Linked DNA regions of Homo sapiens: region 1 is linked to region 2. The links are chromatin loops, found by intact Hi-C in ENCODE. Cell type or tissue: breast epithelium. All regions are shown on one strand. Each heading gives the region's core, and the rest is flanking DNA. Links, peaks and the distances in the headings are about the cores only. Region 1 holds the start of LOC102723604 (a long non-coding RNA gene). Region 2 has its middle 13 kb from the start of RTRAF.

Region 1 (11,874 bases), core at 2,622-7,621, 59 kb before region 2:
CTCCTCTGTGGGTGGAGTCCTGTCCACTTTCATTACTGCTGGGCTTCTTCAGACAAACCAGAAGTGCCCAGGGGTAAAATTCCCAAAACAATTGCATAATTGACCAAGTCTGACATTCTCGAGAGAGCTATTCCCTACAAGGTTACCAGCCTGGATGCTTTCTTCTAAGATGTCAGTGATTCTAATATGAGGCCAAAGGCCCCACACAGGTGAACAACATTGTGTGGGCAGTCCTTATAAAAACCTTACATCAGATATTATGCTGCAACGTGTATTTCAGCTACTGGCTTGGTTTTGGGGGTGGGGGTGGGGGTGTGTGTGTGTATGTGTGTGTTTTGTTTCTTTGAGGTGGAAGATAGCCCAAGAAAAATGAAAACAAATGTTTAAGTAAAACTGCTGAAGCTCACTAAATCGGCTAGAAATTAATTAATTGAACCTGTAAGCTTATGTTTCTGCTTTCAAAGGGATGATACTGTGAAGTGTTCAGGAATGAAGTCTCGTGATGTCTGCTACCTAGTTTCAAATGGCAGGAGAGACAGAGGGATGGGGAAGCAAAAGTGACCATTGTTAACTCTAGGTGGTTGGTAAGTGGGTGTTCCTTGTTTTATTCTTTCACCTGTAATGTATGTTTATGTTTTTTAAAAGTTAATAAGTTGGAGGATGATAGAAGCATTAAAAAGTAGGCCGGGTATGGTGGCTCATGCCTGTAATACCAACACTTTGGGAAACTGAGGCAGTAAGCTCCCTTGGGGCCAGGAGTTTGAGACCAGCACAGGAAACATGGCAAGACCTCCTTTCTCAAAAATTTTTAAAAAAGAAAATTAGCCAGTGTGGTGGCTTGTGCCTGTAGTCCCAACTACTTGGGAGGATGAGGCAGAAAGCTTGCTTGAGCCCGGGAGTTAGAGGTTACAGTGAGTTAAGGTCGTATCACTGCACTCCAGTCTGGGTGACAGAGTGAGACCCTGTCTCTAAAAATAAACAAATAAGTTTATGGGGGAGAGCGGAAAGAACAGGTGCCATGGGATCATAGGATGAGAGGGCAGTACAGGATGAATGGTCCTTTCCCCCATTGTCATCACCTTTGAGATCAGGGAAGAAGCAGAGATGTAGAGAGGAGGTCTAGAGGTTGTATGGAGGAGCAACTGATCAAAAAGCTGTGCTCTAGATAAAGGAATAAGCACAGAGCTCTTAGTACTGCTGTAAAACTAGAAGTTACTGTGGGAGTGGAGGTGACATCCTTTAAGTTACATTTACAAGTTCTATTATTAGGATTAAAGTACTCTATATTCTCCCTTAAAACTGACCACCAACAATGAAAATGTTGCATGTATATAATTTATGCATATGTTGCATATATAATGTATGCATAAAAGTTACATATATCCAAATACCTTTTTCATACATATGTTTCATTTCATATATATGAAAAACAATGGGAAGAATATCACTAAAATTTTATCTGTAGGTAAGAATTTCCATGTGTGCTTAAAACTGGGAGTCACTGTATCCAATATAAAGTTCAAGGTGTTTTGTTTGCTTGCTTGCCTTTTTATCTACTTTTGCAGAAGATATTGAAATTGCAATCATCTTGTTTTTGGGGGAATGGAGTCATTCCATATTGGCTCTTGAGTATGTCTGCCACCACTCTGATTCTAGCTGGAGGCTGCCAGAAATGACTGTGCCATTGAATGGAGTTATTAGGCAACATAAAACGGACAAGCCAGACCAAGGTAGAATGGAAAAGGACTGCCGTCTCAGGCCATTTCATTATGTCTGAAAGAAAAACTGATGAAGAAACACAGGCCACAGTAACCATAGCTCCTGCTCTAATCCTTTCTCCCTGAATCTTCTTGAAGGATCCTTGTGCTAAGGTTCCCAAGGTGCGGGAGGGATTAGAATGAATGCTGTTTTGGCACGAGGTTTGGTAAATCATCTTGGGTGTTAAGTCCCGTGTAGAATTACCTAATAGTAATGAGGTGTCGGCAGTTTTGTATCTATTTAAAGCTTTAACTAGACCACATGAGTAATGTGCTTTCAGGTGCTTATCTCTAATTAATTAATTCATTTGTAAGTGAAATACCTAATTAAAGCAGTCTAAGGGAGCTCCTTTGCGGCCTGGATCTGGTAGATCCGGTAACAAAGAGAGGTCTTTGCTGATGCAACTTGTTGAACTGATCCTCATGGGCTATTAGCTTCATCAGATTTCATTTGAAGAGTTCTTTATGTTTTTTTGTGTTTTCAAATGTAATACAGACCAAATACTGGTCTTTGATGCTGACGAGAGTCACTCACTTACGCATAACTTTGGAAGAAACCTGAAGATGGTACGATTGGGGTCTCAATTGGGGGGAAATGGACAAAGATGATACATGCCCTGCCATCATGCCTTTCTGTCATGTACACTGTCATCAGGCAAGGCCAAAAAGCCTGTCACTCCATGACTGCTTGCTTGAGTTTAAAAGTTCAGGGTCATTTCTTTCTACTTAGGCATTTGCTTTGCCTTTACTTTATCAGAAAACTATGTAACCCAAAGTATTTACCATTTCACTTCAGCTACTAAGAGATGTTGGCCACGTTTAGAGCTTAAGTGTATGAATCAATTCAGTTGTCTCTTCCCTGTACTCCCACTAACCTTCTTTGTTCTTTTCTTAGAATAAGGGCATCATCCTTAAAGGTAAAAAGCCAAGGCCTTCTGTGAAGGGCAGTTTACTGGTTCATAGATAAGGATGGCAGCTTTGGATTGAGAAACTTCTATTTTGTCATATTACACCTCTGCTACATTATGAGGGAGAGGATGCATTTCAGTGTAATAATTATGACTAACTTATAATGTGTTTTGCTTCTTGTAAACTGTTACTGCCCTAAATAGGATGAATGGAACAAAGAGCATAAATGAATTCACAAAAGACACCTAAGCTGCTCTGAGGATATGGGAGGGACTTAAAGAGGCAGCAAGGAAACAAATCGAATTTGGGGTAAATGGAAAATTAGGGAGGGGAAATGGGTAAATATGATACGTTAGAAGCCATCCGTTCTCTTTTATAAAGTGACTTTTTATTTAAAAGAAGAAACAAAAGTCTTCCTCTGAATTTCAGCCCAGCCCTTAAACGATTTCCCCACAACAGAAAATTGGTATTTTTCTAAAATATTTTGTGACTAAATGCTATTTGGAAAAAAAAGTGGTATTTCTTTAAATTAGTGCTTTGAAAGGAACACATACTTAGCCTGAATCACTTTTGCCTACATATGTGAATTATGGGTCTGTGTTTAGAACTTAGGAAACAGCTGCTGTACTCTGTTCCCAGACAAAGACACACTGCAGAATGCTACATCCAGGTTTGTGGGTTCTCCTGAGACTGTGGTGGTAGGTTTCAGGTAACAATATTTGCTGTGAGTTAAACCTGTAATAACTGTCATTTTCAGGACGGGAGGCATTACAGTTATACAGTAAAACTATAAAAGAATAAAAAAGTCAACCTCAAAGATAAACTCCTTGAGAACAGGAGCCTATTCCTGTTTGTTTCTTTATCCCTTACTGTACAACATACTACATAGAGTAGGCACCAAAAGAATAAAGAATTATTGATTGAGTAAATGAAATCATGCATCATTCTACCTATGTAATCATTTTATTTCTGTGTAAAATTTCCTTGTGTTGAGTGGTAGCTGATAGTGTCTAACCAGAGGCTAATTTTAGACAGAGAGCCATATTTTACATCTATTATTATTTCAGCTAGACGAAAACACAGAAATTGAGTGGGTGCTGGAACACATCCATTATTTGCCCCGTAGAGATAAATGGAGTAGTTGAGAATAGTGCACCGTTGGCAGAATATGGTGGGAAAACGTGCACATTGGCTTCCCACGAGGACCTATTTTGTACTAAGTTATTTCATATTTCGGTCTCTAGGATGCCAGTGTTATAACATCTCAAAGTGCTAAAAATTTTCCACGAAAATAATCCTGAAAAAAAAAAAGAAATGGAAATTAATCCAATTAAACTTCTCTCCTGGGACAGCGGATTTGCAGCTGGCGCAGCTTCAACAGTGGCCATTGAGGGGGAGGAAGCCAGAAGTAGAAGAAGAGCCAGGTGCTGGGAGGCCTACCTGCCTGCGGTGTGGTGGAGCAGTGCCAGGCTGCTGTGGACCATACCCAGGTTGGTGTAGGTATCCAGGGGTGCAGTGTGATGGACAGGGTATGTCAGGTAGTGGATAGTGTGAGGGTTCCAGGGCCATTTGCCAGCTTTGAAGCAGCCTCCCATCTAATAGCATTTATTAAAATTCAGAGAAGAAGGTCTGGCCACTGGAGATTGAGGCCTGGCAGAAGAGCCAGCCAAAACAGTGGGATGAAGGTAGCATTATCTGGGTGATCAGGTGTTTCCTAGGTCCCTGGCTATGAGACTTAAGGAAGCAAAATCTATTTCAGACCTCACCCATTGATGGAGATCTGATTTTATCTACACTGCCAGGCATGTTCAGGGCTGGCTTGGGCACTGGTGGGCAGAGCCTGGTGAAAGCATGACTGTGGCTAGAGGGGAGGATGTAGGAGTTAGGAAAAACGCGATTTAATGGACTTTCCCTAAACTTTTGGTAGCCCTTAGGCATGTAAGTACATCCTAAGCTACTCTTTCAAAATGATATCTCATTTCTGAAATTTCTTCCATCATAGTGAAAAGTCCCCAAATGTTCTGGAGTCAAAATATCCACCAGTCAGCACACTTCCCAGTGAATCCCAGCCGCTGCCACGAAGAGGGATAGGGAAGAAACAATTTTTCCATAGCTGTACTTACTGAGCCCCAAGTGTAAAGCACAAGAAAATCGCATCCCATTTGTCAGACAGCAACGACATGGCTGGTTGCCTTCATACTGCAATCGCCTCTGTAATCTTCCTGTGAGACGTAGCATCCTCCAGGGAGTGAGTTGGAACCTTAGCCTAGTGCAGAGTTTATTAAAACCATGTCTTTTTTTAAATCACTTAACTTCCAGCAAATAGCATAAATCTTGCACACACTGAATTACCTCTGATTAAAGGTATTTAGGATTAATCAAGGGAGATGTGTTGTTCCCTGAAAGTAAAAATCAGACTTTTTTTTAATCATTCCTTTGAGATATTAGGTCATGATTATTTTAATCACAAAGGAAAATCTGAACTTTGGATCATTTTCTTATTAAGCATCAGAAACACTGTATTAAAAACTGATAAATGGCTGAGTGTGGTGGCTCACGCCTGTAATCCCAGAACCTTGGAAGGCCAAGGTGGGCGGATCACCTGAGGGGTTTGAGACCAGCCTGGCCAACACGTTGAAATCCTGTCTCTACTAAAAACACAAAAATTAGCCGGGCATGGTGGCGGGCGCCTGTAGTCCCAGCTACTCGGGAGGCTGAGGCAGGAGAATTGCTTGAACTTGGAAAGTGGAGGTTGCACTGCGCCGAGATCGTGTCACTGCACTCTAGTCTGGGCAAGAGAGAGAGACTCCATCTCAAAAAACAAACCAAAAAAAAAAAAAAAAACTGATAAAGAAGCCTCACTACATCCCTCAAAAGTGAAGACAAAAGCTACAGGATAATAAACCAGAAGCAACAGGGGCAAAACAGTGGGCTGAAAGCCATCCCAAAAGCATTTTTATTAGACAGTGTCAAAGACACCTGCGGAGGTGGTGACCTGACCTAACAAGCTTTGACCATGTTACCACGCTGTCTTCATGCCCGTGGTAAAGAGCTGCACTGTCTCCACTCTGCAAAGAGCTGCTTCTGGCCAATTTTGCTTCCTGGTTGTCCTCATGTAGACATGAGTCCCAGCTGAGAGCATTTTTCCAAAAAATAAAGTCAACTTTTACCTCCTTCATTTGAAAAAAAAAAAGCAGATTTTGCAGTTGTGTCTTGATAAAATACGGCAAAGGGTTGAATCCACATTTTCAAATTATCCCAACTTACACAAAGATATTTTCTAAAAATAAAAGAACAGTTGTACATCTATGGTGTGACCTCCATGAGAGAATACTTGCCTTGTGTTTGCAGGCCTTCTTTCCAATAATTAATGCTGTGAAAATAAGTAAAAAAATAAACTAACTTATATAACACAAAAATAAGACAATTTATACTTGGAGATCAGCTACAGAATAGAAACTAAAGCAGATTTATTACTTAGGCACAAAATAAACTACGAACTTGCATCTGTTTTCTTACTGCCTTCATTGTAAAAGGGTTGAAATAAACAAGGTGTTACTGTTTTTGGAGAAATTCTTGTGTATCATCATCAAGGAAATAGAATTTAGAAAATTTTGTTTTGTTTTGTTTTGAGACTGAGTTTTGCTCTTGTCGCCCACGCTAGAGTACAGTGGTACGATCTCAGCTCACCGCAACCTCCCCCTACCAGGTTCAAGCAATTCTCCTGCCTCAGCCTTCCTGAGTAGCTGGGATTACAGGCATGTGCCACCACGCCAGGCTAATTTTGTATTTTTAGTAGAGATGGGGTTTCTCCATGTTGGTCAGGCTGGTCTCGAACTCCTGACATCAGATGATCTGCCCGCCTCAGCCTCCCAAAGTGCTGGCATTACAGGCATGAGCCACCGCGTCCGGCCTAGAAAACTTTTAATGATTTTACTCTAAATTTTATAATTTTACTCTAAATTTTATAACTTAGAGAAAGTCTTCATTAATTTAAACTCTATTAATTCACACTTTGCTTTATTTCAGAAGTAACTGGAGTGGTGTTTAATATTACTCAAAAAATCTTTTCTTTGTGGATAATAATGGAAGTGTTTAATGCAATAATGTGAAAACAAGATTGTAAGAATAGTGCTTAAAATGTTAAAAGAATAATTTGTTTTTGAACATCTTTAAAGTCTTTAAACATAGCTCTTTACATATAAATTTTGCACATGCCAAACAAAAATTGTTTTATCTAGCCTTTCAAGCAGGTCCCCAGAAGAAGTGTTTTGTAGCAAATCCAGCTCACATACTATGAGTTACCCTCAGAATTTAAAAGTAATACATGTATCCCCAATTTTGATGTTTTAGACTGGTCTTTTTCCTTAGTTTGATGATTACGGTTTGACAACATAACCAGTCCCAGCTAGTGGGTTCCTGGACCCTGAATGAAAGGTAGATTTGTAAGGCAGCTGAGCTTTGGCTGATTGAGACTTGTTTGTTTGAACATGTTCCGCCCTAGTAATGGATATGGTCCAGTAACTGAATAAAGATAATGAGCACTGAACAACAGATGTTTATCAGGCAAAACGGAGATCATCTTTTAACACTCTGTTGCTGAGGCTTTGGTATAAGTTTATTTAACAAATTTTAACCAAACACCTGTTTATGTACCAGATTCTAGGTATTTATAGGCAAATAAAAATAGATATGGCCCCTGTCATGGAGTGTACTGTCTAGCTGGGGAGCAGAACTAAACACATACACAATTAGATATAAACCGTTGTCCCTCTGTATCTGTTGGGGATTGATTCTAGGAACCCCCTTGGAGACCAAAATCCATGGATACTCAAGTCCCTGTATAAAATGATATTGTAGAGCTGGCCCTTTGTATCTGAGGGTTCTGCATCTGAGAATTCAACCAATGTTGGATCAAAAATATGGTATTTGTGGGATGTAGAACCTGCAGATACTGAGGACCATATCTGGAACTAACGCAGGACTGACTGCAAGACTTGAGCATCCTCAGATTTTGGTATCCACAGGGGTCCTGAAACCAATCCCCTGAAGATATCAAGGGACAACGGTATTTGCATGTAACTTATACAAACCCTCCCCTATACTTTAAATCATCTCTAGATTATTTATAATACCTAATACAATATAATAATTATAATAATTATAATACCTAATACAATATAAGTAAATAGTTATTATACTATATTTTTAGAAAATAATTACAAGAAAAAAGTCTGTACATATTCAGTACAGACGTAACCATCCATTTTTTCCAAATATTTTCAATCTATGGTTGGTTGACTTTACGGATACAGAAGGCAGAATATAATTACAAATTATGATACAGAAGTACTCTGAACAATAGGAACAGAATGCCATGAAACTATGAGATACAATTGGAAAGACTGACTTTGGAGAGAATTTATAAATGGAAAGGTCTAGGTGAGCATCGGAGATTTTGAGCTCTTAGAATAATGTTCCTTGAATGGTTCTTATTCCCTCTTTCCATTTCATTCTATGTAGGCAGTGGAAGATGCCTTCACCATGAATTTTACCTGTGTTACTGCCAGTACAGATGTTGATCTTTCTCAACCAAGACATCATGAATTTCCATAGCCCCAATAAATTGCAACTGTTGGGGCCATGGAAACATGGGAGCTGGGCTGCTTAGGAGAACCTGAGTTCTTTGGGTGGGGTGAAGGGTGTGGTGTTTACACATTTCATTAGGATTAGAGTGATTTTGGTTCTGCTGCAAACATTGCCAAGAACTCATCATATTCCTCTGGATAAGTCACTTAATTTCATTGAATCTCATTCTTTCTCCTATAAAATTAGAGAATTAAGATGAGGTCATCTCTGAGGTCCTTTCATATTCAGTGTCCTAAAAGGCTGTATTGTATAGTGAAAAAAGGTACAGACTTGGGAACCAGATTGTGAGGGTTGAAATCCCAGCTCTGTCACCTACCAGCTATGTGACTAAGTACATTTCTTAACTTCTCTGTGCCTCCCGTTCCAAAACTGTAAGATGGGAGATAAGATAGTATGCACCGCATAGTGTTGTGAGAATTCAGTGAATTAATCTAGTAAAGTACTTAGGGCCTGCATTATGGTATGTAAGAAGTGTTAACTGCTATTACTATTCCCTGAAAGAAGGTCACCTCTTCTAAAGCCTGGACTCCAGAAGAGGCAGAATACTCGAGACCCTGGAGTGAACATATAAACAAAATAGTGTTTGGGAACCAATAATTGACATTTCCACAATTCTTACCAAACCTGCTTTGTGTTAGGCATGTTTTAAAGCACAACTTTTTATTGTTGGAAGAAGGCCCAAACCATAGAATGCTTTATTTCATGCCCACAGGGACTCTCTTCTTCCTTGGGACACAGGCAGGTAATTAAGCCCCTGAGGATGGGGTGCACACAGGATATTGAACTAGTGCTTACTTCATAATGCTTTCACACCTGCGGCCAGGACAACAAAGCAGGAGAAATCAATGCCATTACTTCAGAGGCTGAGAGGTGGATGCTCTTATGCCAATGGGTTTTTGCTCTACTTAAGCAACATGAGACCTCATAAATTAAACTTGAAAAGGATTTTTCAAATTATGAAAAAATTCATTAAAAATGTATAAGCATTAACTTCAGCTGACTTAGTGTATCACAGAGATTCTGTTTTAATTAAACCCATACAGATTTGCAATAAACAGCATCATTTTCTCTTCATTTCTTAATACACCCAAATCTCTGAAACTATCATTTTGTTCCTTTGCACTATTTTCTTTAGCATTTTCTTCATAAATGATACCACCTGGACTCTGTTATATTATAAGTGGTTATTAAATGTTTAATAAAGAATGAACTAATAAGACTTTTACATTTCTTCCACTTTCTGTGTGTATATGCGTGTTTGTGTAATCTTCTGACAGCTAAAACTCTGACAATTCAGACTATTGTGATTTGGGGATGTCTGAAATAATGGAGATTATGCTTTCTTATAAAAGAGAGAGAAACTACTTTTTCTGTGAGAAACTAGGATGCTATCATGGGAAAGAAATTGCTTGTGGATCTTGTAAAACAGAAAATGTAGCTTTTTAGATAAAAGGAAAAGGAGAAGAAGAAGACAAGAAATTAAGTTTACTTAGCAAAAATCTAGTTTCCTGAAACTTTTCTGGAGACCAGAGCACTAGAGTCTCTCAGTGTTTTTTGCTATGGATGACTCCCTCTTTTGGGGATGGTGGTAGTTGGCGAGGGGGAAGACTCCAAGGGGTAGTAGCAGCCAACTCCCCTCTTAGCCCTGACAACCACACCCTGACCCCTACCCCTACCAGAGGCTATCCAACACTGTCGCTTTTACCTTAGAAAAGTAGAGTTCAACCTCTCTGACAATTTCCATTGCCCCTCCTTTGTCCCTAGCCTATCTTCCTCCCTTGAGCCTTCTCCCTGTCTTCGGTTTCTTCTCTCTCTCCAAAGACTTTTCAGAAGGAGCTCAGTTTTTCCTAAAGAGTAAGAAACAAAAAAGCCTTTCTGTGGGAGTCTGTTTAAGACATAACGGACTCGTGCTTATAAAAGGCCCTTTCATTCTGTTTGCTGGTATGTGTTTCCTGAGCAGCCGGGGGTGGAAAGTCTCAATAGAGTCCAGTCAAAGATTGCAACTGCAAATTTCCAAGGCTGCAGGGTGGGGGCAGAGGAGAAGGGAAAGCCTTGTGTATAATGCCATGCAGACACTTTCAGCAAGACTTACTCAAGGCAGCCCCAGGAGCTCTGTCTTTAAACGTGCCAACATACGTTTTGTTAGCAAGGCAGTTCTTTCTAGCAAATAACTTTCTTTATGGTTTCCCACGTACAGGGTGGTTTTGTTTTTCACAAAATACCGTTATTTAAAAATGACAACTGAGCAGAGAAAATAGGCATTAAGCAGGAAATGCTTGGAGCCTGTCTAAGGCTTTTTTCTGTTGTGGACTGGCGAATTGCTGCCATGATAAGCTGATGTGTTGCCCTTTCTGTTGGAACCTTCAGGATGGTGCCCAGAGTGAGAGGGAGCATTTCAAAGAGGATTCCCTTTTGGTCTTAGGTCTTAAGTTAGAATTACATAGGGATAAGCAAATTCAAATCAGAAAGTTTGAGATTTGGATTTGAACTGTAGAGGTTAAGAGAGGGTTGGTGTAGAGATTCACATTTTTTGAAACTGTGAAATTGGATGGTTAGTGTTCACTTTTCCCCATACATACACAAATATATATATATATACATGTTTACATTTTATATTCTGTATTGGCAAATATATGTATGTGTGTGTGTATGTGTATATATATGTGTATATATATACACATATACACATATATATACAAACACACAATACACACACACACACACACAGACATATGTTCTTCATTTGATTTAATGAATAAATATTTGTTTGGCTGACCTTAAATGGATTTCATGCTATCTTAGCACTTTCTTAAATGGAGAAATTGCAACCATGTGCCAAGATTAATATGGTAAAAGTTTCACTTTATTTTATTTAAAACTATGTATATAGACATGGAATAGAATGTAAAATGTATATGAATTTAAGATACAAATGGAATACAACCCTTGCTTGTGACAGGAAAGGATCCCAGATTCCCTGGGGTAGGGGTGGACTCAGCTTTAGCTTCAACAGACTCTGGGACACCTCTGCCTAGGGCTGATCATGCGGGTCAGCAGGAACGGGCAACAAAACTCAGAAAGATTCTCTGCTCAGAGATGTTGGAATTTGTACTTCCTACCCCAGTCTTCATTCTGTAGTTATAAAATTATGATCCTTTTCAGGTCTCTCTTTAAATGTGCATATTTATTGATAGGCTTAAGCTATTGGTCATTCATACCTTATAAATTAAGCCACTAACATCATATTGAGATTGGCTTCACAGACCACAGAAGCAGCTTTGGGTTCCTAACTGAGGTCCCTTAACAGTTTTGTAGACTAGAGCAAGCCAGCTAATTCACTTGAGCCCGGTTTCTTAATCTGAAAATAGGAATGATAACACCCACCTAAATATCACAGAATAGCTATGAAGTCAAAATGGCATACTATACATGGAAGACCCCTATTAAATTGTGAAGTACTATTTATATATCAGTCATCACTACCAATCATTTTACCTGAAATTAGTAGTACATCATCAGGCTTATTCATTTGAGTTGAGATTAGTTAATAGAGAAGAAT
Region 2 (11,874 bases), core at 4,033-9,032:
CACAAACAACTCATAAATATTCTCGCTCTTCTTCCCACAGCCCCCAGAAGTGGCTGCCTAGGCATGAACATGTAACTGAAGGGTGAGAATCTAGCCAGCAACTAGACATGCTACACTGAGGAAGACGCAGCTGGGCTGTGACTCTGCTCCTGTTTTGTTGAGCCCCTGTGGGAGGACTGCCTCCAGTTCTCATTCTTTAATAAGCTGGTCACATTGTAGATGGCACTTAGAATGACAGAGGGAATTGGAGCTGGGTCAGCTCCAATCCACAAATTGCAAATAATTTGCCAAGGGAAATCCCTTTCCCTTCGGTTCTGCCCCAAATCTACATTTTCTTCTATTTAGAACCAGGAGACTCAGGCAGAATTTATTTTAATGAAGAAGGCCATGGGCTCCTGGGCCTTTCCTCAGCAAGAACTACTGCTGTTTCTCTCTGGAAGTCATAAGAAAAGCCGGGAGCCGGGTATTGCATCTCCACAATGAAGCAACAGAAAGACGGGGCCTGGGGAGCTCAGTCCACACTGTGCTCGAGCATTAGCATGCACTAGAGAACCAGAACTAGGCTCCAGCGCTCCCATGCGACCTTGGGCAAGTCCTTTGACCTCTCCTGCTTTAAAGTGGGTACAAGAATGCCTGATTCATTTATCTCACAAAATGGTTAAAAACAAATGAAAGAGGATGGGCACAGTGCTCACGCCTATAATCCCAGCGCTTTGGAAGGCTGAGGCAGGTGGATCACTTGAGGTCAGAAGTTCAGCCTGGCCAACACGGTGAAACCCTGTCTCTACTAAAAATACAAAAATTAGCCAAGTGTGGTGGTGGGCACCTGTAATCCCAGCTACTTGGAAGGCTGAGGCGTGAGAATTGCTTGAATCGGGGAAGCAGAGGTTGTAGTGAGCCAAGATCACGCCACTGCACTCCAGCCTGGGTGACAGAGCGTGATTCCATCTCAAAAAAAAAAAAAAAAGAAAAGAAAAATGAAAGAGGTAAAGGGGCATCACGAAGGCAGAGGTGGTAAAGAACCATTAGAAACTACTTGACGGCAACCTTCGAAGAAAGGAAACCGCTAGATAGCTCCTGCTCACCTCTTAACTCACCTCCTTTCTCTCTAGCCCCCAAATGCCCTGGTTGAGACCCTCAGTGTCTCATGTCTGAATTCCCATCACACCAGCTGGTATGGGCATTCTGATGCTCATCTCCTCCCACTTTCACCCAGTTGACCCTGAGTATTCATTAGTCAGGACTTCTTTGATTGCAAGTGACAGAAACCTAATGCCCCAAAATAGGTCCCACTTCAAGCCCAGCTGGATCCAGATGCTTAGAGGATGTCATGGAATGTCCCTGTCATCCCTTGGCTAGGCTATTCTCTGTGCTGGTTTAATTCTCAGACTCTTGCCCCGCAGCATCAAGATGGTGTCAGCAGGCCCAGGTTTATATCTCAACAGTTTAGTAATCAAGGAAGAAAGATAACAACAGCTCTAGCAGAAGCCTCTGGCTATATCCCTGGAACCCTTCCTAAGACACTATTGGCTAGATCTGGTTCCTGTGCTCGCCCACCCCTGGACCTAGGGATAGAGGTAGAGTCACTGGGCCATGTGGGCAGAACAGTGGTTCTAAGGAAATTGAAGTCCTTTTGCTACAGGAGGCAGGATTGAAAGTTAAAGGCAAAAAACAACTGATGCCAACCACATCTTAACAGATTTATTGATGTTACCTCATCTTTCACCATGTTCAGAAACCCAAGGTTCTCTGGTTCATGGTGCTCTTTGTCAACCACATCATGTCCAATCTCAACTACCTGGCTCTCAAGGCCCTTGAGAGGCCCCACTTGGCTAATCCCATCTTGCCATCCAAACCCTCTTTTCCAGTTCATCCTGTCTCCTTCAGTGTGCTGTGAGTTCATCCCACTTCCCTGTCTGCTGCTTTTTACATTTTTTTTAGACAGAGTCTCGCTCTGTTGCCCAGGTTGGAGAGCAGTGACGTGATCTCAGCTCACTGCAACCTCCACTTCTCGGATTCAAGTGATTCTCCTGCATCAGCCTCCCAAGTAGCTGGGATTACAGGCACCCACCACTATGCCTGGCTAGTCTCCCCTTTTGCTTCTGATGTTACCCCCTCTGGAATGTCATTACACAACTCCTTGAGTAACTAAACTTGCTTTTCTGTCAAGGTTTAGCTTGAATTCCACGAGGTCTATGAATGACTTCAGGAAATATGAACCTTTCTCCTCTCTCCACTCCTGTTGCCCTTGCTGTCAGTATTGTTGAGTATTTGACTGTGTTTGAGGCGTTGTGCTAGGGTAGAAGGCATGGCACCTGCCTTCCGGAGCTTGCGGTTTAATGGAGAAAATAGACAAGTGAATAGTCAGTTACCAAAGTGGTCAATTCTAGGACACAGAAGCTAAAGGGAGGGTAGAAGTGATGACCAGCCAGAGGAGGTGATGCTGGAGTTAATCATACTTAAATGATAATCTTTTTTTTTTTTTTTTGAGGCAGAGTTTCACTCTTGTTGCCCAGGCTGGAGTGCAGTGGCACAATCTCAGTTCACTGCAACCTCTGCCTCCCGGGTTCAAGGGATTCTCCTGCCTCAGACTCCTGAGTAGCTGGGATTATAGGTGCCTGCCACCACGCCTGGCTAATTTTTGTATTTTTGGTAGAGATAGGGTTTCACCATGTTGGCCAGGCTGGTCTCGAACTCCTGACCTCAGGTGATCCGCCCGCCTCGGCCTCCCAAAATGCTGGGATTACAGTCATTAGCCACTGCGTCCGTCCAAGAATCTTGTCTCTAGGGTAGTGTAACCTTTAGGAAGTAGACAACACTAGGTGGATGGGCTTCTCTTTAATCTTTCCCTCATTGTAGGGCAGCTGAGAATGAAGCTCTCCCCTGCAAAGGGGTGGGCGATTGGCTCTGCACACAAAACAATGGGCCAAAGCTGAGTGGAGGTCGTCACCTCTCCCCCTCCAACCTCTACTGGCTCCGTGTCTTCACAACATCATGGGGACATTGTCTTCAGCCAGCAGCCCTTTGGCCTGGGTGATACCACCATGCACCAACCTGGAAGTCAGATCTCGTGGGCTTCAGGCCCAGGGGCTGCAGGAAATACATTGCTGGCTGTATCACCTTAATTTTAGCCCCAGGGGAAGGGGCCCTTCCACTATCTACTGGGAACACTATCTCTAATTGCCCTTCCCTGTGTGTGCATTTGGCGATTTACATTTAGATATAAATTAACTACAACTTTCAATAAAATTAAAAATTTGGTTCCTCAGCTGAACCAGCCATGTTTTAAGTGCCCAAAGCCACATGCAGCTAATGGCTATTGTCTTTGGACAGCACAGATATAGAGAACAGTTCCATCACCGTGGAAGGTTCTATTAGACAGCGCTGCTCTAGCATAATGGCAACCTTTTTTCCATCACAAACAACTGACTGAATATGCCTTCTCCTTGAGCCCAAATTTTGACAAAACATCAAAAAGAGGGTGAGAAAGTAAAAGTAGTGTAATGACCCCTAATAATCACAACAATTGGCCATTGGTCCTGGTAAATCATCATACAGGCTTTGGCATAGAAGAGATAGACTGCAGATTACATGTCATTCTTGGAACCCTCTAAGTCATATATTCACTCATCTCTCTCACTCATGAACATACAATGATAATAATCATAATGATCACATCAGCCGCAACAATAAAGTGAATGCTTACTTAGTACTTACCTTTGAGCAAGGCACAATGCTAGACATTTTATAGACAGCACTTCATCTAATTTTCACACTAACTCTAGGACACGGTCATTATTTATCTCCTGTAGCAGATAGCTTTGTGCCTCATGACACATCCACGATCCACTGCTGATTTCAGCCACAGCGGCAGTGGAGAGTTCTCTGCAAGCTCATTCTTCCCAGTGAAAATTGGTGCCCCTGGGGCAATCCTCAGCCAATGAGGGACGAGTCTGGAGAAAAGTCTCAGGCTCCCACCCTTTCAGAGGGACATCTCTGGATGCATTTTATATGATTTCTCTGAGCATCCCTAAGAGGATGCCCAGTCCTCAATCAGCCACAAGAGTAACCAGCCCAATAATATGCCATATTGTTTTTCTCACTTAAATCTGCCTCATTTTCTCTCTTCCTACATTGCTTCTTTCTGGGATCACCCTCAACACTACCTTTAATAAACTACCTGCATCCAGGTCCTTGACTCAGGCTCTGCTTTGCAGGGATCTCAAAGTAACTCACCCCTACTTTATAGATGAGGAATTTAGGGTTTAGAACGGTTGACATTTCTCTAAATTCCCATTACCATGAAGTGGCAGACCAAGGATATAAACCTAGGTTTGTCCCGATTCCAAAGATTTAATTCTTAACCATTATCTTATGGTGTAAATTGGAATGTAAGTACATAAAAGGGAGGTGATAATAAAAGCTCTGAGTCTGTTCTTATTTATAGAATAAGCGGATTATTTATAAACTTCAAATCTCTGAGTTACTTCTCTAAAAGGAAGAAATCAGTGAGCTCATGTCAATATTTACATTTTCTTCACAGTGGTCATTTGGTACCTAGAAAGTATCAGCAGTAGCTTCCAGGTTCATCTTGCACTGAAAATATTTCCTGGTATCAAGGAGCCTGTGCAAGGAAGAACAAGAAGAGTGATTCTAACAGGGAAGGCACAGAGTGTTTTTTTTTCTTCAGGACTTTCAGGAAGGAAAACTCTCTTCCTTTACTGACTACTCTTCCAATACCTGCTTTTCTGTCATCTTAGAGCCCAGTGACCCTCCAAGGGTCAGAAGCAGGGTCATCTGAGTAAGAGTAGAAGCTTCCAGAGACTTCACTCTCCAAGCCGTGATTTGAGAAAAGGATCAAGAACGAATTCTAGGACAAAGGCCCTTGCAAATGCAGTTTCAGGGACTCACTCAGAGCTTCTTTGGGAAAAAAGAATGGAGCTTATCTCCTTCCCCCACCGTCAATCTACTTCCTGTTCCTACTCCAGGGATATACGATGTCCCACTCAAGCTTGTAACACAGAATCCCAGCACAGATCAACAGATGCTGCTACACATGCACACACTTGCGTATGTGTGCGCCCAAGGAAAGGCTGTTCCGGAATGCTTAGGAAAGCCAATTGTCACTCTAAGAAGGGACCAGCATGATGTACTGGCATGCCCATCATAAAAAAATCACTACTCCCACCTCTAGGTTGTCTTGGTTTACTTTATAACAGCAGTTCTCAAAGAGTGTTCCAGTAACTCTTGAGGGGACTTGAGCCGCTTTCAGGGAATCTGCAAGGTCAAAACTATTTTCATAATATTATTATGATGTTATTTGCCTTTTTTACTTGCCTTCTTTCATGAACATAATTGGATATTTTAGAGGCTACATATTGACGTCACAACAAATTGAATGCAAATGCACATACAAGAATCTGTCTTCTCTTAAGCCAGACAATAAAGCAATTTGCAGAAATGTAAAACAATGCCACTGTTCCCACTGTATATTTTCTTGTTTTGAAAAATATAGTTATTTGTCATAAGAATATGTTATTTATGTTACCATGTAATGGGCTTGTTATTGTTATTTTCAATGAATTAATACATTTTTTTTTGAGATGGAGTCTTGCTCTGTTGCCCAGGCTGGAGTGCAGTGGCATGATCTCAGCTCAATGCAACCTCTGCCTCCCGGGTTCAAGCAATTCTGCCTTAGCCTCCTGAATAACTGGGATTACAGGCACAGGCCACCATGCCCAGCTTATTTTGAATTTTTTTAGTAGAGACAGGGTTTCGCCATGTTGGCCAGGCTGGTCTCGAACTCCTGACCTTGTGATCCACCCACCCCAGCTTCCCAAAGTGCTGGGATTACAGGCGTGAGCCACCATGCCCAGCCTCATAAATACATATTTTTTAAATTTTCTCAGTTTTAATTCTAATATGGCAAATAACAAGAGCTACAACCCACATAAGCCAAAGCCCTGATAATTTTAGGAGGTCCTCAATAATTTTCAAAAGTGTAGAAGTCCCTAGACCATGAAGTTTGAGAACTGCTGTCTTATAGAATGCCTTTGAGTTCCACTCCCTACTTTCCAGATGGGAAAGTTGAAGTGCCATTCAAAATTATATAGAAATGTAGTGGCAGAGTCATGAGTAGACCGTAAATGGAAAGAGGAGATGATTCAAAAAGGCAGCATAGAAGTGTTTTAGGTCATTCCCTAGGACCACGTTCGAATGTTTTCTAGGAAAACGTTCCTGAATTCAATTTCATAATTAAACAGCATATTGAAAGACAATTTTCCACAAAAACAAAAGCGAAATCATGACTCTCACATAGGTATTAAATGAACACGTCAAAGATTTTCTCTAACTCATTATTAATAAGGAAACAAGGCAGATGTTACCAGTGGCCAAAGCAAAAATAAATAAAAGAGATTTAAAGATCAGGAATACTGAAATGAATTTGCAAATGGGTGCAAAATTGGCCTCTTTCACAAAGGAGGAGACAAGTCAGTTAGGCCTCCACTAGACATGATTCAGTTGCATGTCTAAAACAAGGATTCTTTTGCATTGCTATCAGTTATCTACAATTTACAGTTACGAAATAGCTCAAAGGCAAGGAAAGGCACTGAGCTCCCACAGAATCAGAATTAGATAATTCCGAGTCAAGTGCTGAGGCTCATGCCTGTAGTCCCAGCTACTCAGAAGGCTGAGGCAGGAAGATCGGGCTGAGGCGGGAGGATCGCTTGAGCCCAGTCCAGCCTGGGAAACATAGCAAGACCCTGTTTCTAAAAACAAAAAAGAGAAAGAAAAAAAGAATTAGATAACTTGGAAGAGTAATACTATAAACAATGCATTGTTTTCTATTGAAGTACCGGTTTTTCCTTACTTTTGAGACCACTTCAGGTGCCAGGCACTGAGTTAAGCTAAGTAATTCAGAAAAAAGAAGAACTTAGTTTGTATCCTGTTCTCCAAGATCTTACAATCCATTCCTATTACATCCCATCACTAACACTAAAGAGCACCTCTTTTCTCACAGAAAGACATGGCATTTCTTAGGGCTTATCTCTATCTGTTGGGTAATAAAAGCTAACATCAATTTAGTGCCTACCGTGTTTTGGCTCTTAACACCCTCCCAAAAGCCTTATCAGATAATAATATCCCCTCACATTACAGAATAGGAAACAGAAGCTAGAGAGTTAAGTCCCATGTCCAGAATCTCAACCGGTAAGGTTGTTTTGAGGGCCCAAACCTCAGAAGATCCAGCTCCACCTTCACGCTCTCCCTTAATCTGGTGCGAAGTCAGCAAAGGGACTCCTCGTTGGCAAGAAACGCATGATGCAGTTAGTATTCACACCAGAAAGGGCAGTCATTTTGACCCTTGAGAATCATGTGTTTTTATTAAACCCCTTAACTCAGTCAGAATTTTTAACAGCACTTTGCTTAGTAATAGACATGGTAGGACCTGAAAGAGATGTTTTGGTTCCTTCATCTTTCTTGGTGGATAACTATTTCTAGACGGTCTAGGAAGAAGAATTTATAAAGGTATTCTCTCAGAGAGACATGGGCATTACAGATGGAGTTGAGAAGTTGTGCCGAGGGTTGGCTCAGAGCAGGAACTGGCAAACCACAGCCTATGGGCCAAATTTGGCTGGTTTTTAGATGGCCTATTAGCTAATAATGGTTTTACTGTTTTAATCATGGAAAATTGTTTAAAAATATTTTGTGACATGAAAATTATAGGAAATTCAAATTTCAGTGTCTATAAATTTTCATTAGAATACAGTCACACCCATTAGTTTCATGTTTTCTGTGCCTGCTTTTAAGCTACAAGGTTCATGCCGCAAGACAGCTTTCTAAAACAGATTTGGAAACCAGGGTGATGTTACAATTGGTCAAAGCAAAAATTTAAAAAGAGACATTTAAAGATCAGGAATACTGAAATGAATTTCCAAATGGATGCAAAACTGGCTTCTTTACTGAAGGGCAGACAAGTCAGTTGAGCTTCCACTAGACAGGATTCAGTTGCATGTCTAAAACAAGAATTCTGTTCCATTGCTATCAGTTATCTACAATTTACAGTTACAAAATAGCTCAAAGACAAGGAAAGGCACTGAGTTCCCACAGAATCAGAATGAGATAACTCAGAGCCAAGTGAAATGGCACGTCTGCAGTTCCAGCTACTCAGCCAAATAGTTCTTCTATTTGCAAGATTGTCATAGATACTGTATGGCCTACAAAAGTGAAAATATCTATTATCTGGCCTTCTACAGAAAAAGTTTGCCAATTCTGGCTTAGAGTGACCTTCTGTTTCAGAATAATTTCTCAGAAACACCAGAGTAAGTAGCTCAGAACGACTTCAAGATGGCATGTCCTAAAGGCCACAGGGCTCAGAATTACTGGGGGAAATTCTGTTATTTCAGGAGACTTGGTAAAAAGGCCAAACCCCACTAGAGGCTTGAAATCCTAGCCTGAATACCACTTTGGGAAGGTTCTCCGCTAGGTTTCCCGCAATTGGCACCGCTATCACTCCATGGCTGTTCTGGTTCATGTTCTGTGGAAATCCACTTGCCTTTACCATTCTTTACAATAATTACAGCTAAGTGGTGCCTCCTGTGTGGAATTTGCCATCCCTGACCGGAACAATCTTGCACATCGTTCTTCTTTCTCAAGAGCGCCCTCTGCTGGTCAGTTCTCAGAAGGCGCCACATCATCGCGTCTTTCGTCTGCAGATGCTCTTTGCAGCCAGAAGCCGAAGGTCATTTTGATCTAGAGAAGAAAGCATTTTGGCTATTGTCTCCATGGCTGTTCGAATTTTCATTCGAGTACATAGGCATTACTGCGTCAAGATGTAGAACTTCTTCACTGTAGAAGACGCTGAGAGAACAAAACTCCCTTTGAACGCAAACCTTTGAATGCAAAGTAATAATCCCTTAGGTAAGCAGGAAAGGCCTAGGTAAGCAATGCCCTGCTGCATGCTGGATCCCCAAATTACTTGATAATAAGGCAAAGCTGAGTGCATAGTTTCCACCATAAGGAAGTCTCAATAGGAGGAAAACAGGGTCTTATTTATGAAGACTCTGACGTCTGGTTTAAGGGAGATCTTTTAATGTAGGAGAGGGAGGTTGGATTAGAATTGGGTAAGGATTGTGACATAATAGTTTAGGATTGGTGGACACATCAAGGGAATGTGAATCTAGGAATGTAAACTGTCTGTTGATGACTTGAGACTTTCCAGAAAGTTCTCCCATGAAGCATAAAGATTTGCAACTTGGCTCTTCCAGGGCAAGAGTCTCTGGACTAGTAAAGTTATGGTCTTCAGTGTGATGAAATAGTAAATAGCTGGTTAGGGTTCTCAGCCTCATAAGATGGTGAATGTCATCGAGGAGGCCAATTGTGAATAGGATGTGAGTGTAGCCATTGCCCTGGTGACTTAGTACAAAATGTTGGGCCCGCTCTGGGCTTCCAGCTTTGTTAGGGGTGACTGGAAGTGTGTTTATACCTCTTTCAGTATGTTTGGACATGGCAGCTCTGCAGCTATAAGGTAGTCCACTAGGAAAAGGGATGATCTTTCTAGGCTGCTACGATACTGGTTTGACATGAGCATCTATGTTAGGCTGGAAGGTGCAAAGTGAATGAGAGACAGACCCTTGGGATCCTGCCCCAGCTGGGGAGGAGCTCTGCAGAGGCCCACATTAAAAAGCTACTGAAGGTGCACAGTGGACAGTGCCCAGGCTTGGTTGGATGTGGGGAAAAGTCAGGGAAACCTGCACATGGTTGAAGTCAAAACTGAGATTCAAAGGGTGATGGGAACTCACTAGGCTGGGAAAGGATCAAGGGAAATGCAAGAGAACAAGGGGGTTTATTGTGGAGGGTGAAATATTGACTTTTAGCCATGTTGGCTGTGAGGTAGAGAATGGGGCTAGCCCAAGAAATGCAAAATTGGAGCTTCTCTGAGAGGTGGGGATTGAACAAGTGGGTTTATACTCATGTTTAGGCAGGGAGAAAGAGGAAGGCATGGAAAATCCCTGGAAAAGCTAAAATAACCAAAGGAAAGAGCATAAATCAAGAGTAGAGGTACACACCCCCAAGGGAAAACTGTGATGCTTATGCTGCAGCATCAGTGGCTGATGAAAGCTGGCCAGCTTCAATGTTCCTATGCTTCTCTCTCTAGGGCCAGAGATTGTCAGAGGAGCCAGAAAACTATCTTGGGACATGAGCTTGTCCCAACGTCTCGGGGCCACCTGCCCAGTGGAGAGGGCCATGGACAACACAGAGGAATGTGCTTGAGAAAGGAAGGAAAAGAACTCCCCCACCTCACAGAGTAGGACCGAGGAGGACAGAGAAGGTAATTAGTTTTTGTGGAACAGAGGATTTGGCCTATTTCTTACTCCGAATTTAGTCAACTCAATGCCCGAAAGGTTGGGAAACAGGAGTGGGAAAGAAATTGTTCCAAATGAAGGCTGCCTCTCGGGGGATCCTGCTGTGCAGGCTGCAGAAGCAGGGGTCTGCCTGGGCTGTTGCTAAGGTCTCAGGGGTTGAGCAGAAACAAATGAATGGTCCTGAAGGGAGGAAGGACAGAGCAGTGGCCCAGGAATGGGCCCAAGTTAGGAATTCGTGTGTAGAAGTCAGCACAATGAAACCCACAAAGTTCTCTGCGACAGCTGTTCTCAATCTTGAGCACATCAGAGTCACCTGTAGGGCTTGTTAAAACACAGATTGCTGGCCCAACCCTATGGCTTCAGATTCAGTAAGCCTGGGCTGGGGCTGGAGAATGTGCAATTCTAACAAGTTTCAGGTGATGCTGTTGCTGCCACTCAAGGGACCAGCACTGAGAACCATTGGTCTATGAGATCCCCAAAAGGAGTTGCTGTGGTTTGAACATCCTCCAGAAGTTCATGTGTTGAAAGCATGCTGCAGTGCAGAGAGGTGGGTCCATGTTTGCCATCCTTTAGGTAAGCAGATGAGGCTGAGCTGCCCAGCTTCACAGGCCACACTGTGGCAGAGGATCAGTGTCCCCCGGGCTCCTGAGGCGATGGAGCTCTTGTCACTTGGATAGTGTGGGAGCAGTGGGAGTTTCCTGTATGACTAAGAGCAGTACAGCCCTGACACAGAGAACCTGTAAACCTGTGCACCAAGAACCAAAGAGTGGATAGAGATGAGAATGGCCCAGGGGACACCAATGTGGGTCTACAAGGACGTGGAAGTGATCTGCTAACTACCACTCATTCCTTGGCATGTCAGAAGTACCCCCAAATTTAGGCACAACTCCTGAAAAAGGAGATCATAATGGATTCATCACAGATTGACGGTGATTTAACTTATAAATTGTGTGGAAAAGAAGTTCAAATCAGAAATTAGGTTCCCATGTGTGGTCTGTTTTGTATTACTTCCCTTAGCAATGCCTGGAATGAATGAACAGCCTAGGACAGACTTTACTTCCCAGGGTGCTATCAAAGACTGCCCATCTCCAGGAGATCCATACTTTTTTTAAAAACCAAATTCCAACTATTTCCTAACTGTGAGGAAAGGGTGTGAAAATGGCAGCAGCTTTAGAAACATACTCCACTGAGCTCTAAAGTCTGAGGCTGCCGGAAAGTTGGGCTCATTGGGGAAATAGCTCAAACCCTCATTAACAATCTAAATTATTTATTCCTACCTAGTCATTAGTGGGACCAATGAGGTCAGGTCTCAGGTTCCACCAATGCCACTAGGGAAACTCTACGTGATTACAGCTGGAAAGGGAAGGATGACAGAGATTTCTTTTCCCTAGCATTTGCTAACACCCACACCCAGCACTGAATATTAGATACCGAGCACTAAATTCCCAGGAGGCTGCTGCTCTTACTCGCCAACGCTAAAGTAGGAATGACCCAGCAAACATGAGAAATA

The links. Peaks named below come from ENCODE experiments on the same cell type or tissue, not always from the same donor. Only the 100,000 strongest peaks of a DNase experiment are listed, where the experiment ranks them.
Region 1: a loop joins it to region 2, with 29 times the contacts of the local background. A loop is called at or near these places in 2 of 110 quality-filtered maps.

Annotation. Positions count from the first base shown.
Region 1 is chr14:51,912,545-51,924,418 of GRCh38, forward strand. The region is part of intron 2 of GNG2 (G protein subunit gamma 2); the gene reads left to right. LOC102723604 (a long non-coding RNA gene) reads right to left here and starts at 6,027. Exons shown (of 3, transcript NR_126331.1): 1 at 6,005-6,027; 2 at 4,790-4,932; 3 at 3,601-3,963. In breast epithelium, for the core only: no CTCF peak of the experiment used is centred there; a DNase peak (open chromatin) is centred at 4,853; H3K27ac peaks cover 1,346 bases.
Region 2 is chr14:51,970,619-51,982,492 of GRCh38, forward strand. No RefSeq gene overlaps it. Among named protein-coding and RNA genes, the nearest start is that of RTRAF, 13 kb to the right of the region's middle. In breast epithelium, for the core only: a CTCF peak has its summit at 8,672 (motif pointing left); a DNase peak (open chromatin) is centred at 8,663.